2 separate regions of the Mus musculus genome follow, and region 1 is linked to region 2. Evidence: chromatin loops called from intact Hi-C (ENCODE). Cell type or tissue: left cerebral cortex. All regions are shown on one strand. Each heading gives the region's core, and the rest is flanking DNA. Links, peaks and the distances in the headings are about the cores only.

Region 1 (8,331 bases), core at 233-8,232, 200 kb before region 2:
TCCTGGTTTTCCCCCTCCCAGAAACTTTCTATCCTACCCCCCCTCCCCCTTTTTCTATGAGGGTGTTCCTCCACCTACCCATCCACTCCCACCTCCCCACCCTCGATTCTCCTACACTGGGGCATCTATCCAGCCTTCATAGGACCATTGATGCATGACAAGGCCGTCCTCTGCTACAAATGAAGCTGGAGCCATGTGTACTCCTTGGTTGGTGGCTTACTTCCTGGAAGCTCTGGGGGGTGGGGTCTGGCTGGTTGATATTGTTGTTCTTCCTAAGGTTTTGTGTTTAATTTTTAATTGGTGGGCTTCTACTAATTCTTGGGTGTTTTTGTATTAGAGGTCTGTTTTTATTTCTGATCTCCTGGTTTCTAACACCAAGCCTCTGTCTGAGAATGGGACTCTGTAAAGCCCTATAGAAACCCTGGTGGTACTGGGGTGCCCTTCCCCTACTCTTTGTTTGCTGCTAGAGCTTTTTCTATGTACCAATCACAATTCTGTGAGGTCTAATCAGCACAGAGCAATACTCCCCCGACCCTGGAACCGAACCATATCATTTCAGAGTAACTGCATCTAAGATTATATTCCAGCACTTTCTCATGGCACTTTTGTTTAGGGTTGTCTTTACTCAGTACTCACCAAATCTGTGATTATTGCATGTCTTTATCCTTTCAAGTACTTCTGAACTTCATGTTTCATCTAAATGTTAGCAGGCTGCAGATCCTGCATTATTTTGTATGTAAATTTGGTAGTGTACTTTTCTATAAGCAGCTGCACTAGCACTCCTAAGTGCGGTCATTTTCTTCTGCTCTTTTCTATTCCACAATTCATCCCTTGGCTTCACAGCTGAGCTATCCTAGAGTATGAATTTCTCCCAGTGAATGAAGCTTTCTAACTCAGTATTACCTTGAGATAATGAAAAGAATCTATTGCTTCTTGCGAATTGTTTTACCTTCAATTTTCCCCCAGTCATGGAACAAAAATGCTATTAAATCTCTACTCAACTCCTATCAGGCAAGGCCTAGTAAATAGGTCAGCATCCTAGGTCAGGCCATGTAGGGTGGACCAGATGCTCTTGTCTTCGTTTTGGATGTGGGATTCTGGAAATATCATGGACACAGGATGAGAAATTGCACTACTCTCCTGATGAAAGGAAATGGACCCAAGGGAGCCAGAAGGATGGCCTTTCACGCCCATCCACATTCGTGAACGCCAATTATAGGCGCTTGGCCCAGGTCTAGAAGAACCTCAGAGAAGGGGTGGTCCCAACAAACCGGGACGCCGTGGCGGCGAACCAAGAATACACCTCCGCAACAGCAGCGGTCCCAGAACCCCCAGTTCCCACGGCCACGCAAGGCCCCACAGTCACAGCCGCACCCCCAAGCGGCGCGCCTGCCCCGGGGCAGGGCGGGGCCCGCCGCGCCTGCGCACTCCCTCTGGGCTCGGCGTCCCCCGCACGCAGCCCACGTGATCTGTGCCTTGCCTAAGATGGAGGTTGCCGCCAGGCCCGGCCGGGCCCTCGCCTTAGTCTGTGCTCTTCCGCGCCCCCTTAGAGCATGAGACAGGCGCTCAGGCACACTGTATTGACCCGGGCAGCGCCGCGGGCTGCCAAGGAGGTCTGTCCACGGCTTCAATCAGTTCGCGCACCAGCTCCCTGCTCTTTCTAAAACAGCAAAAGCTCTCAGAGCGGGCGCCTGGAGAGTCTTCGGTACGCCCCGCTCATTAGAATTGACAATGCTGGGAGCCAATGGGGTTTGGAACTTTTGAGAAGGGCGGACGAAGGCGGAGCCCCTTCGCAGCGCCCGCGAAGCGGGGCTGGCTGTTGGGCTATTGTGGGGCGGACTTAGGACTCTCGGACCAATGGAAGGGCGGCTGAATTCTTGGAGGCGGGGCCGAGCCGTAATTGACGCTTTCTTCATTAGAAACCAGGCAGGGGGCGGCGCCCACGGGGGGAGGTGACGCAAAGCCGTTGTAGCCAATGGCTGGTGGGCCGCCGACGGGAGGGGCGGGGCTGGGGCGCCTGACGGGCGTAGGGCGCGGCCTATCCCCGCGCGGCTCTGCGCTCGAGGGGGAGCAGCATCATGGTTCAACGTGGGTCAATTTTTTGTGAATGAGGAGGGGAGGTTGTGGGGCCGCTGCCGCGGAGCACCATCCCCGCCGCCGCCCGAGCCCGAGCCCGCGCGCCTGCTCGCGCCGCCGCCGCCGCGCCGCCTCACGCCCGGCCCGCTCAACGCGGCTGCTGTCGCCGTCGCCGCCCGAGCCCGCCCGCCCGCCGGCGGCGGCGCAGGCTGAGGAGATGCGGCTCGGAGCGCCGGAGCAGGGCTAGACGCGGCCCGCCGCCGCCGCGGTAAGCCACCGGCCGTCATTGTCCGCGCCGCCCGGTTGCTGGCGGCAGGTGGACGCCCGGCCCCGCCGAGGCCTCGGGGCCCTGCGCCGCGGGCTGGCGGGCGGGAGAGCGGCCTGCGCCGGCGGGCGGGCAGGTGGGCGCGCGGGGGCGGGGGCCGGGGCGTTTATGTAACTTTGTCAGCCTGTGAGTTTGCAGAAAACGCCCCTCGGCGGCGGCGGGCGGCGGGGCGGGGGCCGCGGCCGGGCCCGGACCGTCGCTGGGCTGGCGAGGAGCTGCGCTAGCCCCGGAGACGACCGGTGTCCACCCTGAGCGAGGGTTCCGAAGGCACAGCTTGTAGCTCACACAGCGGGAGTCGGTCGGAAAGGCCGGGTGTGGAACCCGTGTTCTCCTTTAATGCACACCGAGAATTTGTTAATAACTTGCAGCCGCTGATAGCAGTGTTTTGGTTATTGCATGCTGTAAATTGACCTGCTGTGACACGATTTTCAAATAAAGCGTCGCAGAAATTAAACTTAAGTTATTTTAGAACTAATGACTTTCTTAACTAAATCCTAATTGCATTACTGTAGAGACCTACCTAATTGCTTTCCGAGAGCCACTCTGCCTGCCCGGGGAGGAAGGAAAGGCCTGTGTAGTCACTTTGCCTCCCTGCTTTTCTCTGCTCAGGCTTTTCTGTCTGTTCCCACAAACCACCTAAGCATTTAAGGCCTGCGAGTATTAACGTGTAAACAGCCATGGCCCTGTCGCACTTTGGGGCTAGGGGGATGCTGGCGGCTTGCACCTTGACCTGGTTTCGGTTTTTCCTCCGTGATATGATCGAGGTTGCCAGGAGTTTTAATTGCTTCTGATAATTCCGTGCATTATTTCAGGACCGGCTTGATGAAAGCTAGTGTAGTGGTTTCAAAATCCACCCAGAAAGAAGGTGATGGTGGTGGTGGTGGTGTAGGTAGGTGTAGTGCTTGTGGAGAGGCAAGGAGGTTGAATTAAGAAAACTCAGCTGCTTGTACACAAATATACACTATAGCAGTTACAAGGCAGCAAAAGTTATTGCAGAATTTTGCAGTCACTATGGCAACACAATTACTCCATTATAATTGGAAATGCAAAATGCCACCCAGTTAGAAGTTTCATCAGGATGGAGTTTTGGATATCAAAAAATATGTGAGATTTAGTTAAAAATTCTCATTTTTTTCCCCCAGGTAGCTTTGCAGCTCTAGTCTAGGTTCAATTGTCTATTTTTAAGACCCATCCGCTTTCCCAGATCTGCCACTCCTCGGGATCTGTGGCATCTTTCCCCAGAAGAACTCCCCGTTTGTGTGGGAGGGAAGTATTTTCATGCTTTAAAAACACACACCCGACACACTGTAAGACTTCTATGGTTTTCTGTGTTCTGGCTTTTCTTTTAAAGATCAAATGCCTTCCTGAAGAGCAGTAATCACCCAGAAGAGGCTGGGTTTGCTAGAAGGCAGAGGTAACACTGCCCCCTTTAGGGGTCTGCAGGCTGCTTACAGGGTATCTGGGAGCCCTGTGGGGGAGAAGAATGACTGTGAACTGCAGACGGGGCCTGGATAGCCTAGAGACCAAGGACAGATGTGACCTAAGCAGCCCTAGCAAGAATGTCTGTGGTTAGCAACATCAGAGAGCTGTGCAACATATAAAGCCCCCAGATGGCACCTTCTCAGAAGCTAGGGGCTGCTGCTGGTGAGGTGGGCAAGAGAACATAGCACTCTATCTTCCTGGGGCTCCTGGCTCCTAGCTTGACTTTGCTTTCAAACCTGTGTTAGGAGGATGTCCCTCTTGATGTTTACCAGAAGAGCTCTGGTGCTGGAAGTTTCCACACGTCGTGGGGCTGCTGCAGCTTAATTTCGTTAGAACTCTTTCCTTTTAACTACTGCATATTTTTGCCCAGTAATCGACTTCCATTTTCCAGCCTCATTGTGAGGTTTCAATGCAGCATGAACGGCTTTGAATTCCAATCCTTTGATGTTGGGGGTGGCACCAAAGGAAAGGCGACTTTGTGCCGTCCTAATTGCCAGAGCAGAAGAAAATTTCATCACTCCTGTCAAGCCTTGTCCATGCCATTTTCTATTGAAAACGGCTGGTTTTTCAGAACTCTGAAGCTGCCATAAGTAATACATTAATACCTGATGTAGGGAGCCAGGGAGATGCAGAAATGAGAGACACCTGCTGCACGGGAAGATTGGGGTGGCGTGGGGGGGCTCAGTCCCAGGACCAGGGCTTTTGATGTCTCTGGGCCCTGGGGTGACTATGCAGGCTTCAGAGGGTGAATCCAGAGTTGAGCTCATGTCCCATTGGTTGTAACCCAGTCTTGGGGTAGGGGCCCCAAAGAGATTTTTGGAGTGGCTTTGTCTTGGTCTCCAGTGACCATCCAGTGTCCTGCTGCTCAGCCAACTCTGGGCCTTAAGTGTGACACTGACCTTTGAGGTGCAGGTGACGGAGGGGGGCAGAATCAGAAGTGCTGCTGCATTTGAACAGACCCTAGTCCATTTCTGCAGAGTGCTCTGAGCTGTCAGGAGGTCAGTTGTTTGCTCTTGGGCTCATGTGAGTGAGCAGGATGGGCTTTGTTTAGGGTGGAATGTGGTCTGGCATCTGCAGCTGCTCTTGGCTTTGCTGCTGCCCTTGCCTCTCAGACATGCCTCCGTACTTCCTGAAAGGCCAGACTGGGGTCCACACAAATGGACCCCACTGAGACCCTCCATGTAACTGGACCCGGTTAGAACACTGTAAGGTCCTGAGTAGATGAGAGTGTCTTCCTTCCCTGGATCAGGAGATTACACAAGTCAGTAGCAGATGTTTAAATGAGCACCCAGTAAGAGCCATGGGCCATTCTTTGAGCACTTTCCATCTTCGTCTCCTCTATTGCTCCCACAGCTACAAGAAATAGGTGATGCTACACACCCTTGATAGCAGGGATGTGAGAGGAATGGCAGCCTTGAGTCCCAAAGGCTGAGCCTTTCTTTACCTCTGCTTTGGGCCCAGGATGAGCCTGTGTGGAAGGTTAGTGTTATTGAGTTGTTTGGAAGAGCACAGCTACTTTGAGAAGATAATTTGGAATACTTTCCCAGTATGGTGTTAGGTTGTCTGCCCTTCTGAGCTGTCACCGCTCTGGGTTTCATTTGAGTCAGAAAAGTGACTTTAATGTCTTCGTTGTGCCTTCTGTGTAATGTTGAAAGGCTCTGGGTTCTATCTATCCCGAGTATCACAGAAATCAGAGCAGTCCAGTTGGCTGGTGGTTGTTACAGCCTGTTCTTGCTTGCTTGAGTCTTGAGAAGTTCCAAGGCTGTGCAAGCAGGCGGTGATTGGCAGCAGACAGCCTATGGTCTGTGCCCATTTCTCAGAGCTGCTTAGTGCTACTGGTAGTCTTACTTACATGGGAAATTTTTATTGGAAGAATGTAACCACTAACTGAGGAACTACAGCACTCAAGTGTTCTTATCCTAAAACCAAGACAGTGCCTTAAGAGAAAATATTGGCAGATTTAATAGTAAGAAGAAAATCTTTGGAGAAAGACTCTATAACCAAGATTCAGAGACAAGAGAGAAAAAAAATGTGTAACCTATTTGGCCTCTGTGAGATTAATAGCCAGTATATATAAAGAGCTTTTGCAAACTAACAATAAATGGATGAGCTTCCCTGTTACAGTTTTTAAGGCATGCAGGTAGGCAGATCTCCACAGCTAAGAGAAAAGACTGAGCGTAGCTAATAACCCAGTGTATGGGAGATTACATCTGTGCCCTTTGTATTAGTGAGATTGATAACAACACCCACAACTGTGATAAGGATATGGCTTCCTAGAGTTTAACAAGTTATATGTAACAAATGCTTAGGCTGGAACCTAGGCCCATAGGAAGCACAATGTAAGCATTAGGTATACACACATTTGTTCTATAGAGAGAACAATGTATATTATCATACAAAATATCTAATTTCTCTCCAGGGAAGTATCAAAGATTTAAATGGCCGTTCATTCAAGAGGCAGTTCTGAATCCTAGAATTTATTCTAATGACTGTGGTAAGCACATTGACACCCAAGTACTTGCAAGACACGGGCTCTGCCATCTGCAGAAGCACAGCTCTGTGAGTACCCTTGTTGCTGTAGGTAACCTCCCGGTGCGTGGTACACAGAGGCATTTGGCCTAGAGCAATCTGTAGACTGACTGGCTTTCTGGTTTTTAATGAGTTTCCAAGGTGATATTGATGGCCATTGGGATATCAGGAAAATGAGGCCTAAGAGACCATCGTTGTGTTTATTCATGTTGGCGTTGGTTATATATACATTTTTGCAGTATAGAAAAATTTTAAAATGATGTAATGGTAATGTTAAAACAATTTATGCCACTTTAAGTTTTTTTCACAGGAGAATAAGCAGGTCCTTGGGAGGCTGATGATAACATTTAGTGTTAGAAGAATCTGAGACTGTTGCTCTGAGTCACTCCTAAGCTCTCCAAGGTGGGGCTTGCCTCGTGGGTCTGCTCTGCTCTGGTGCAGTCCATGCTGCAGGCATTTTCTAGTTGACCTCTATGAGAGCGGGTCTCTGCCTACTACTCCATGCAGGAAATCCTGTCAAGGCGTCTCTAGAAGACCCAGAGAGCATGTGAGCCCTCCCCTCTGGCTTCGCAGCCCTCACTCAGGGTCTTTGCCTCATTGCTGAGCTTCCAATCTGGCCTGCTTTGCGTCCCCGCTTCCTCTTGGTCTTCTTGGCCAGGGCCTTTGCACATGCAGCGCCCATTGCATCTGTCTTCCCCAGTTCTTCGGTTCATGTCCTCCTTTCAGTTTTCTACTCAGCTTAGCTCAAAGGCCTTCTTACTCCTTTTTCACGTTTTCCAGTTGTGCAATTTCATAGTTTATTGTGACATTAGTTGTTTAATGTCATTTCTTCCTGGCTGAAGACCTTAAGGAGTCAAAAGGCGGGGAGTGCCTCATGCCTGAGTTGTGCCTGGTCCTTGGCAGCTCAGGGACCTGATGAATAGGTGGGCAATGCAGTGTAGGCCTTGGAAGCAGAGCTTGGTGAGGACACACGCCCAGACCATTGCCCCCGTGCTGTCTGTTTGGGTTCTGGAATTGCCTGTTCTCCTCTCAAGCATCTGGGAACTTCTTCTGATTGGAGATTACATGCTGTTAAGTAGATCCATAAATACAAGTGAAGTGGGTTCTGTGATGTAGCAAGGAGTGAGGAGCAGAAAGGGCTTACATACAGCTGCCAAATAGCAAATGGGCCATTGTGCATTGCCAGGGCAAATGCTCCCAGCTTGTCCCTTGGGTGGGTGGAGGGGGCTGACTGTGGTATTCAAGGTGGCAAGCTGCTGCTCCTGCTAAAGACATTGTCTCTGTTTATTTTAATTTGGAATTAATAGCATTACTTAATCATTTCTTACTTAACCTCATAATTTTAACATGATCCCTTAATATGGTTGCATACATAAACATTCTAGAGTCTGCTCTGTTTAAAAGTGCATGTTGGGCTTTGTTAGTTTACTGTTGTCTGTGAAGTATTCTGGCTGTGCGAGTCAAGAGCTTTTGTTGGATTGATGTTTAAGCTTGAGACAATAAATCATCTATGGCCTGAAAGCCTGAAGCAGCATTCCAAGTGGGAGTGCTGTCCCGATGGTGAGGGACTGGCGACTCCTTCATTGGTTTTATAGGCTGCTTTTTTTTGCTAGAGTAGTTCTTTTTGAAACAGAAGTTTTTCTGCTTCCCTTACCCCTGGTCTCTGGTGTTGAAGAAGGTGGTGAATATTTCTAATGGATCTGTTAGGTCTTTTCTAAGTATTCATCCTGCACATAAGCCCGGGCTATAGTTTCAGATTAGGCTCAGGACATGGGACTCCATTGAACATCTGCTTTGTGGCTGGCACTGTCGTCTGAAGATCCCACCCCTCCTCCTTACCACTGACCACCAGAAAGATACACAGATGCAGATAGGAACCTAGAAGGAGCAACAGACATACAACAGGTGCATAAGGTTGC
Region 2 (8,331 bases), core at 164-8,163:
TTTTAGCTATGACTTGCAGCAAGGTGGAAGCCACATACTCTGCTGCCATCAGACTGCTTAAATGACCCTGTGGCTGACTTCATGTGCTTGGGAGCCATTTTCTTAGGGCTGTTTCTTCCCACTGCATTCAGAGTGGAGCCTCACAGTCAAGAGCAACACAGCTTTTAAGGCTTCCAAACACAGACTGCGAAATCAATCTGCAAAAAAGGACAGCAGTTTATAATCCCATGACCACTTGGTTCAGCTTTTCTGAGCTTTTACAAAATCTGTCAGTTTGATGACTTGGTAAATATGTTTTTCAGTCACTGATAAAAGTTGAGCATTTTTTCATTTCCCTTAAAATGGGTGCTTTTGTCATTGTCTTTATTGAGTTCTGCTCTCATGTTAATTGGTCTATGATTGACAAGTTCTTTATATTCCAGTCTTTGTTTTTCCTGCGCATTGCAGATTCCTGTCATCATCTACCTTTATAAGAACAGGGTTTTTCCTCCTCACCATTAACTTTCTCCTTGCTTTCTGCTTTTGATGTCATTCTTGAAAAACTTCTAACTACAAAAATATTTTAAGATGTGTTGTTCTAAATATCCTACCCATAGCTTTATGGTAAGTAGGCAGATTGAATAAAAACAAACAAGGTAGCAGGAGCCCATTAAGAGGGGAAAACTCAGGAATGGGAGCCCTGATTCAGTTCCGGTGGCATGCTGTGGTCTTCCCTGCACTGGAGGCCACAGTCTGCACAGTTTGTTTTGCACCAGGCAACCACACATCAGCACCTCATGCTGTAAGTGCCCTTGCAGCCCTGGGTATGCTGCTTGTATTGGAATGTCTGTAGTAGACTCTGACGGTCACAATGTCTTCTGTCTACAGACGAGCTTGGCACACAGACTTGTGACTCGAGAAGGCTCAGTCGCCCCACTTCCTCTCTACACGTCACCATCCTTACCCAACATCACCTTGGGACTTCCTGCCACTGGCCCTGCCGCTGTAAGTTGGCCTCTGTGGGTCTGTGTGGCATGGGGTGGTTGTCTACTCCAGTTCCCACAGCCTGAGTTTACTGGTTCTGCCTTTCAGGGTGCGGCAGGTCAGCAGGATGCTGAGAGGCTTGCTCTCCCAGCTCTCCAGCAGCGGATCTTGTTCCCTGGGACCCACCTCACCCCGTACCTGAGCACCTCGCCCCTGGAGAGGGACGGTGCAGCAGCTCACAACCCCCTCCTGCAGCACATGGTCCTGCTGGAGCAGCCACCCACCCAGACACCCCTTGTCACAGGTAAGAACCACAAGGAGATCTCTGTGGCGTTAGCAGTTTCCTTGGCCTCCTGTAGCTTTTAAAGAAGGCTGGAAAGAACAACTGAGCCCATACAACAGTAGAAACTCTATGGTTCTCTGTAATGTGATAGCTACCTTAACTGTGGCAAAAAACTGTGTCCTGCTTAGAAAAATGACCAAGGAGTACCAGTCAGTGCCAGTGGCCCTCTGTTTAGCCTCCTGCTCTCCCACTGATTGGTTTCCCTACAGCTCGAGGAAGCAAGTGCATGAAGTGCAGAAGTGACCGTTGATTTCTCAGCTTGAGGATGATTGCATTTAGAAAAATACAAGTTTGAGACAAAGTAAACTCGTGACATTTACCCAGTTACCACACTTTGGAGGGACTGTTTCAGAAATGATGGCATGTGGAATGTTTCTCATGAGACACACAACCCTCCCTATTGGTGACTTGGCCCAGTTCTCTACATCATCCTTAGGTCAGTGGGTGACTTCTTCACACCTGTTGCTTCACTCAGAATCACAGCCAGAGCAATCCTAGAACTGGCGTTGTCCATGTTCCAGTGTTCCCCTGGGCCAGCCTCTGGTTGGTGTGTTAGAGTTCCCACCTACTGGGGTGAGTTGGTCTGTAGGGCTTGGTATTGGTTTCCTGTCTTGTGCTTTTTGTCCCTAGTATGCCCTTGGCTCTCCCAAGTCAGTGATCTGGACAGGAACAGCACTTGGTCTGCTGGGACACCCTCCTCCAGCTCTGAGAGCAGTGTCTCAGTGACCATGGACCGCTCCCTACACTCAGGCCCCTTCCTGTCTGTTCTCTTGGAAGCCAGGGACCATGGGCTTCATCTTCCCATCTATGAGTGAGATGCTAGCACAGAGTGACAAAGTGAAAAGACTCAGTTCCCGTAGGCAGCGTCTGACACCCAGCAGCCCAGTCGGTGCTGATCTCCAGGTTGAGGTTTTTCCTTTGGGGTTAGCTGGGTTTTGGTTTTGGTTTGTCTCTTTATTGTATTTATTTGAACCTCTGTTGCTGTTTTGATATTAAATCTTGCTGGCCTCAAACTCGGACTCTCCTGCCTCAGTCTTCTAAGTGCTGGGATGTCAGGGCTGTGTTTGTGACTCTCCCCCAGCACTCTATCCAGTCTTCCCAGCACCCCTTCTGATGCAGCTCTCGCTGGGAAAGGAGCCTCCTGAACAGGATTTCCTCTGCTCAGCCACAGTGGTCCAGAGAGGCCCACGTTCCCCATTGTCTAGAGTAATACTGTGTGTAGAGCCCAGACCTGTGAACATTCAAGCCAAAGTAGTAGGGTAGCATCCCACTACTTAACGTGGCATGGCTGTCATCTCAGCACGATCTAAACACAACACCACTGACAAATGGGTCAGCTCTTAGCAGAGACCCCAGCCTTGCACCACAGCCCTCTTCCCGGGCAGACTGACCAAGGGAAGTGTGTGAAGCACACATTCTTCTCTGAGTCCTTCCACTTCTCTGAACTCTGTCTGTCTGTCCTGCAGCCACTGCTGCCCTGCACCATCTGCATGCTGTGCTGTCACTGCCCCGGCCTGCTCTCTCTGAAGCCCGGCTGTCATGCCTCTAGGGAAGATCTGATTCCTTCCCTGTGCAGCCCTTCTTTCCTCTCCCAGTGCCACTCTGTATTTGATACAAAATCTCCTGTGGTAGAATCCACTGAAGGTCAAGGTCTTGACAGTGCCTGGGTGTCAGTTTGCCCCTGAGTTTCGGCATGTCAGCCGCAAACTGTTCTTCTTTCTGGTATTTGGGGATGTGCATGAGCTAGAAGAGCCATCCTCTGGAAACGTCTATTGGATGTGTGGCAAGCTGATGCTAGGCTGTTGCCATACTTTCTGGAGTGCTCCTTGGTGAGCTCCTGGAGAAACTGCATCAATGGGATCTCCAGGTAACTTTACTTTCTCTGCCCTGCTAAAGCCCAAGCTCCAGGCTTACAGCCTCTAGCTGGAATCGAGCCTGTTTGCAGACATGTGTCATAGGTGCCTGGGCTGGCAGGCATGTTATTTTCTCCACTGGTTACTCAACAGCATCTCTCCCCTCTCTTCTTCCTTTTCCCCTCTGCTGTTTTTTTTTTCCTCCATATTATCTTCAGACTGGTATCTTTCAGGCCTGGGGGCGCTGCCCCTCCACTCACAGTCCCTGGTTGGTGCGGACAGGGTGTCCCCATCCATTCACAAGCTGCGGCAGCACCGCCCTCTGGGGCGCACGCAGTCAGCACCCCTGCCGCAGAACGCACAGGCCCTGCAGCACCTGGTGATCCAGCAGCAGCACCAGCAGTTCCTGGAGAAGCACAAGCAACAGTTCCAGCAGCAGCAGCTGCACCTCAGCAAGGTGGGTGTGTCCTGTTGCTTTCTAGAGCTAGTCACCTGCAGCCAGACGGGGTGCTCCTTGCTGTCCTCCCTCAGCCCCTGCTGACCATGAGTGGCCAAAATGGGGAAGGGAGAAAACAGAGCACACACTCTGGTGCACGGTGGGGAGCCTAGGGAGGTATGCTGTTGTGTGGAGCCTTCCTCACAGCCCATCTGCACCTGTAAGCAGTGGGCCGCATCCTTGCAAGAGGCCTCTGCATCCTTGTGTGGGAATCCACATAGGCAGTTCTTTTAGGGACTTTCTTAAGTCATTTGCCAAGTAGATCTTTAAGCAAACTCTCACCAAAGGCCTACAACTTTACAGTGGCATCAAGTCCCTGAAACATATTTTTCAAGTCACCTGGCACCTGTAACTGTTTAAATGTGGGAGTTATACCATCAAAAGCAGCTTGGAAGCAGGCCAGCCTGGAGAGGTCTGTGTACTGTCAGATTGTCAGAGTCTCTCAGCCCCATCTACAGGAAAAGTTAGTACTGTGCTGCTGGCGAGCAGGGACAGAGAGTTTAGTGTGTCCCCTTCAGGTTTGTAAGTCAGATACCTTCCATATCAGCTCAGTGACAGTTCTGCAAACAGCCCAACAGCTTTTCTCCAAGAGAAATGGAAATGTCTCACAGAAACCTGTCCACAATCCTCTTCTGTACTGCTCATAGCAGCCAAACTGTGGATGGAGCATCTCCAGGGTTTATCCTGTGGTGACAGGTGACAGAACACACCTACCGTTGTCTTGGGGTCATGCAGCATATAGAGGCTCCAAAACCTGGCTGTCAGGGAAGTAAGCCTATCACAATCGCCTCCTGCTATGTTTCACTCACAGGAAGTGACCAGCTTAGGCCTCGGAGCAGGGCTTCTCAACCTTCCTGATGCTGTGACCCTCTAATACAGCTCCTTGTGTTACAGTGACACCCAACCATAAAGTTAGTTCATAGCTATTTCATAACTGTCACGTTGCTACTCTTACAAGTTTAATGTAAATATATGATACACGGGATATGTAATATTCAAGCCCTGTGATGAAAGGATCATTCGATCCTCAAAAGGATGCGGCTCACAGGTTGAGAACCACTGCCTTAGAGACATGAATTAAGTTAGTGATGTCAAGTGCTGCAACTTGTAGGGAAATGGAAACAGCTGTCTGTGGGTGTAACATTTATGTTTAGGAGCAATGAAAATGTTCCCAAGTTAGGTTATAGTGATGGTTATACAGGTCTGTAAACTACTGAACTGTTCAGTTTAAAGATGTGAATTTTAGGGCTTATGGGTTTAATTTATTCTCCCTACCTGGGATGGGATACAGTCCAGGACACTCAGTCGGTTCCTGAAACTGGCAGGGAAGCACCCTGTGAACAACAGTCAAGCAGAGAATGAAGGTGGCTCCTCACCGGCTTAGGAGAGCAGCCCATCCAGCATGTGCACGAGGATGGGTGCCTGTCCTAGGCGGGAGGGAGTGGCTTCATGATGCTGAGCAGAACAGTGTGCAGCTGAAAACTCAGGATTTATCTATTTCTAGAACTTTCTATTTAATATTTTTAGATGTTGATTGACCACAGGACACTAAAAATGAGAAAAGACTGAGATGAAGGCATGCCATCACTGGTCCTTTGCTTTCTGTGGCTTCCCTATGGAGGTGGATCAGGGATGAGAGACTGTCATGGAAGTTGAATGCATGCTCAGAGTGGCACCTGTTTCCAATCCATAGGGGCCTGCTGAGCCCCACAGTGAGTCGGTGTCTCCCATCCACACCCATCCCACTGTAATCTCTGCTGCAAGCTGAGAGGGCCAGGATCAAGTTGGTTTCCCAAGAAAGTTGCTGCAGACCACATACCTAGCGCAGGCTCAGCCAGGCCTCTCCTGCCTGTCATGCACAGTGATATCAGTCCCTCAGCCCACAGCCCTCATGCCCAACATTCTGAGCATCTTAGAAGTTGGGGGCTCCAGACATCCCATCATTTACACAGAAAGGCATTTGCTGGGAGCGAGACAGGTTCCTGCCAAGTGTCTGTACTCCCAGGTGTCAAAGCACTTTCATATCCATCCCTCTAATGCCAGCCTAGGCTTATTAATTTCACTGTGTCACTACCTGAGTGGTGTGGTAGGAGGTTTGAAGACAGGAAACACCCATTCTCATGTGGCACATTCTTGAAGATGACTTTAGAAGCTGGGTAATCTCACTGGGGTTTGTTACGTGATTGATTTGTGATAGCAAATGACAGTTGATTGAAACGTTTATACAATGTTTTCCTGGGACGCCCAGGAAGACAGTGATGTTCTCTGTGCTGCCTGGCACCAGTGTTCCTGCCCTGCTCTGTGAGAGGCTCACACCTGAGGGCCATCTACTTCCTGCTTGACCCAGTGGGGACCACGGCTGGGCTCCCTACCCACTGTGCATTCAGCCTCCATCTTAAAGTGCCAGTGCTCCAAAGATGTGACAGAAGTTAATTACTCATCCTAGCATTGTGTTTTCAGCAGTCATTTGTGACTGTTGCCATTTTTCCAAGGGACAAAACAGGGCTTCTGAACTGGCTCTCCTCTGGATTTCTTGGGATTGGAATGGTAGCCAGTGTACCCACCTGGGTGTCAGCTCCTGACATGAGTGCTGTGTCCACATTAATGTACTTCATAAAAGCATGCTAGGGGAGAAATTGCCCAGGGAAAGAAGGCTGTTGAGGGCAGCAGTGTAGTGCCCATCCTGACAGGGAAGCACCCTTTTGTATTGCTGCCTCCTTATCCACCTCACCACAGCCTTGTTTTGAAAAGTCAGAAATTATACCTAGAACATCTTCCCCATAGCTGAAAGCAGTTCTTGCAGCAATGGTGGGTCTACAAGATCACTTGCTCTTTGTGAAGGCCAAGCGTTGGCCTCACTGAGCCTCACTCTCTTTTATATATGAGAACTTGGACTGCTATGGGTGGTTTACTATGAGCATCCAATAGTTTTAAATGCCTGTGCTTGCCAGTGGGGTCCTGGCACTGAACTCTAGTCTGATGTTTTACTCCCGCTGTTCTGGATATGGTAGTGTGTGTGTGTTCATCCCTTGATAAAACACGGTCCTGGTGTCAAGAGGCCTCTGGACAACAGGAACTGACATGTTGGCAAGCTACTGCTTGCCTCCCTACTGGCCTCTCTTGTTATGTTGCCTGAGGCCAGGTTTGCTTCCCTAAGCCAGCTCTGCTTGAAGATCCCATCTCTGTGGCCACAAAGAAGCAAAGATACGTTCAAAGGGGACAGAGACTCCTGTGTGACTATAGCTCATGAAGTCTAGTTGCACCAGCACCTGCATCAGTACTAAGCAGAGTGGCCCAGCCCCTGCAGGCCATGGCCTGTTCTGCATCATTGGCAGGGCTCTCAGTGGCCCTTGTTGCCATGGCAGCATCCCTGATAGACATCCTCTAGAGGGAGGCCTAGCCAAGCTGTGGCCCCTTGAGAGCCTCCCTGTTCCCTGCTCCCTGTTCTGGAGTTTCTGTCTGCCTATATCGTGCCAAAGCTGCAGCCCTGCCTGTGTAGTAGCATCAGTGAGCTCTCATACTGTCAGCAATCCGTACCCAACTTGGAGTGAAAACAGGGAAGTCTGGGCCTCCCCAGCATCAGGCACAGCTAGGAGAAGCCACAACCATGTACTAATTTGAGCACTCCCTCCCACCCCCCAAACTTCCCCAGAGGTACCCTCCTCAGCCATGGACAGTCGACATTGAGGTGACAGGCCAGCTAACAGGAGCCCAGGGTTCTAAGGGGACATTGCTTTCCCTTACGTGTCACTTTCAGGATTCCTGCCTAGATTAACTAGGCAGACTCCAGCCTTTAGGAATGTTGAATGTTGTCCAGAGGGATACTTTGAACTGTAACCTTAAGAAAAATAGAAGGTACTCAGAATCATAGGTGGTACAAGGACACTGAAGAGACATGACACCAAACAGAAAACAGGACGTGTTCAAGCCAGAAAGGATCACAGAAGTTGTTAGTGGATATCTGTGGGGCCATAAGACAGAGACTGTTGTTGTGAGCATCATGAGGCTCAGCTGTTCACATAAAGGTATTGGGAGGAAAGGCTCCTCTGTCTGTTTCTCCTTTAGCCAAGCTGTAGATGAGAGGTGAATGGCATGCATGCTCTTCTGATATCTTTCTCCAGTGTTGAGTAATAAACATGTTAGGAATGGAGCTTGTCTGCCCACAGCACACTTACACTGCCTCCTCCTCTCAGAAGACACCCTGCACCCTTCCTATGACAGCTTCTACCTGTCATGGCCTACTTTGAACAGTTGCTTTGTTTTCTGAGTGCCACCCTAGCTAGAGTAGGGAGGGACCTGAGTTCAGGTCCATCATGGGCCACTATCCCTGGGCACTTATAACCTCTTAGAGCTGAGTCACCTTGGGCAGGTCAGCCATACAGCGGTGATACCTTTCTGCCTTTCTTGACCCGCTCCTGTGTGTGTGTGTGTGTGTGTGTGTGTGTGTGTGAGAGAGAGAGAGAGAGAGAGAGAGAGAGAGACAGACAGACAGACAGACAGACAGACAGACAGAGAGACAGATAGACAGACAGAGACAGGGAAAGACAGAGAGAGACAGACAGACAGACAGAGACTGAGACAGACAGAGACAGGGAAAGACAGAGACAGACAGACAGACAGAGGAAGGGAGGAAGAGAGGGCCTCTGTCGTGCTCTGACTGCTTGAGCACCTATCCT

Evidence for each region. Peaks named below come from ENCODE experiments on the same cell type or tissue, not always from the same donor. Only the 100,000 strongest peaks of a DNase experiment are listed, where the experiment ranks them.
Region 1: a loop joins it to region 2, with 2.3 times the contacts of the local background. A loop is called at or near these places in 3 of 42 quality-filtered maps.

What each region holds. Positions count from the first base shown.
Region 1 is chr1:92,174,015-92,182,345 of GRCm38, reverse strand. It overlaps Hdac4 (histone deacetylase 4), which reads left to right and starts at 2,005. Exons shown (of 27, transcript NM_207225.2): 1 at 2,005-2,088. In left cerebral cortex, for the core only: CTCF peaks have their summits at 1,315 and 3,834; DNase peaks (open chromatin) are centred at 2,646, 3,026, 3,645, 4,197 and 2 more places; H3K4me3 peaks cover 3,255 bases; H3K27ac peaks cover 2,730 bases.
Region 2 is chr1:91,977,314-91,985,644 of GRCm38, reverse strand. It overlaps Hdac4 (histone deacetylase 4), which reads left to right. Exons shown (of 27, transcript NM_207225.2): 10 at 868-984; 11 at 1,072-1,267; 12 at 3,393-3,616. Among named protein-coding and RNA genes, the nearest start is that of Gm46242, 100 kb to the right of the region's middle. In left cerebral cortex, for the core only: CTCF peaks have their summits at 4,111 and 6,970; DNase peaks (open chromatin) are centred at 4,054, 4,830 and 7,046.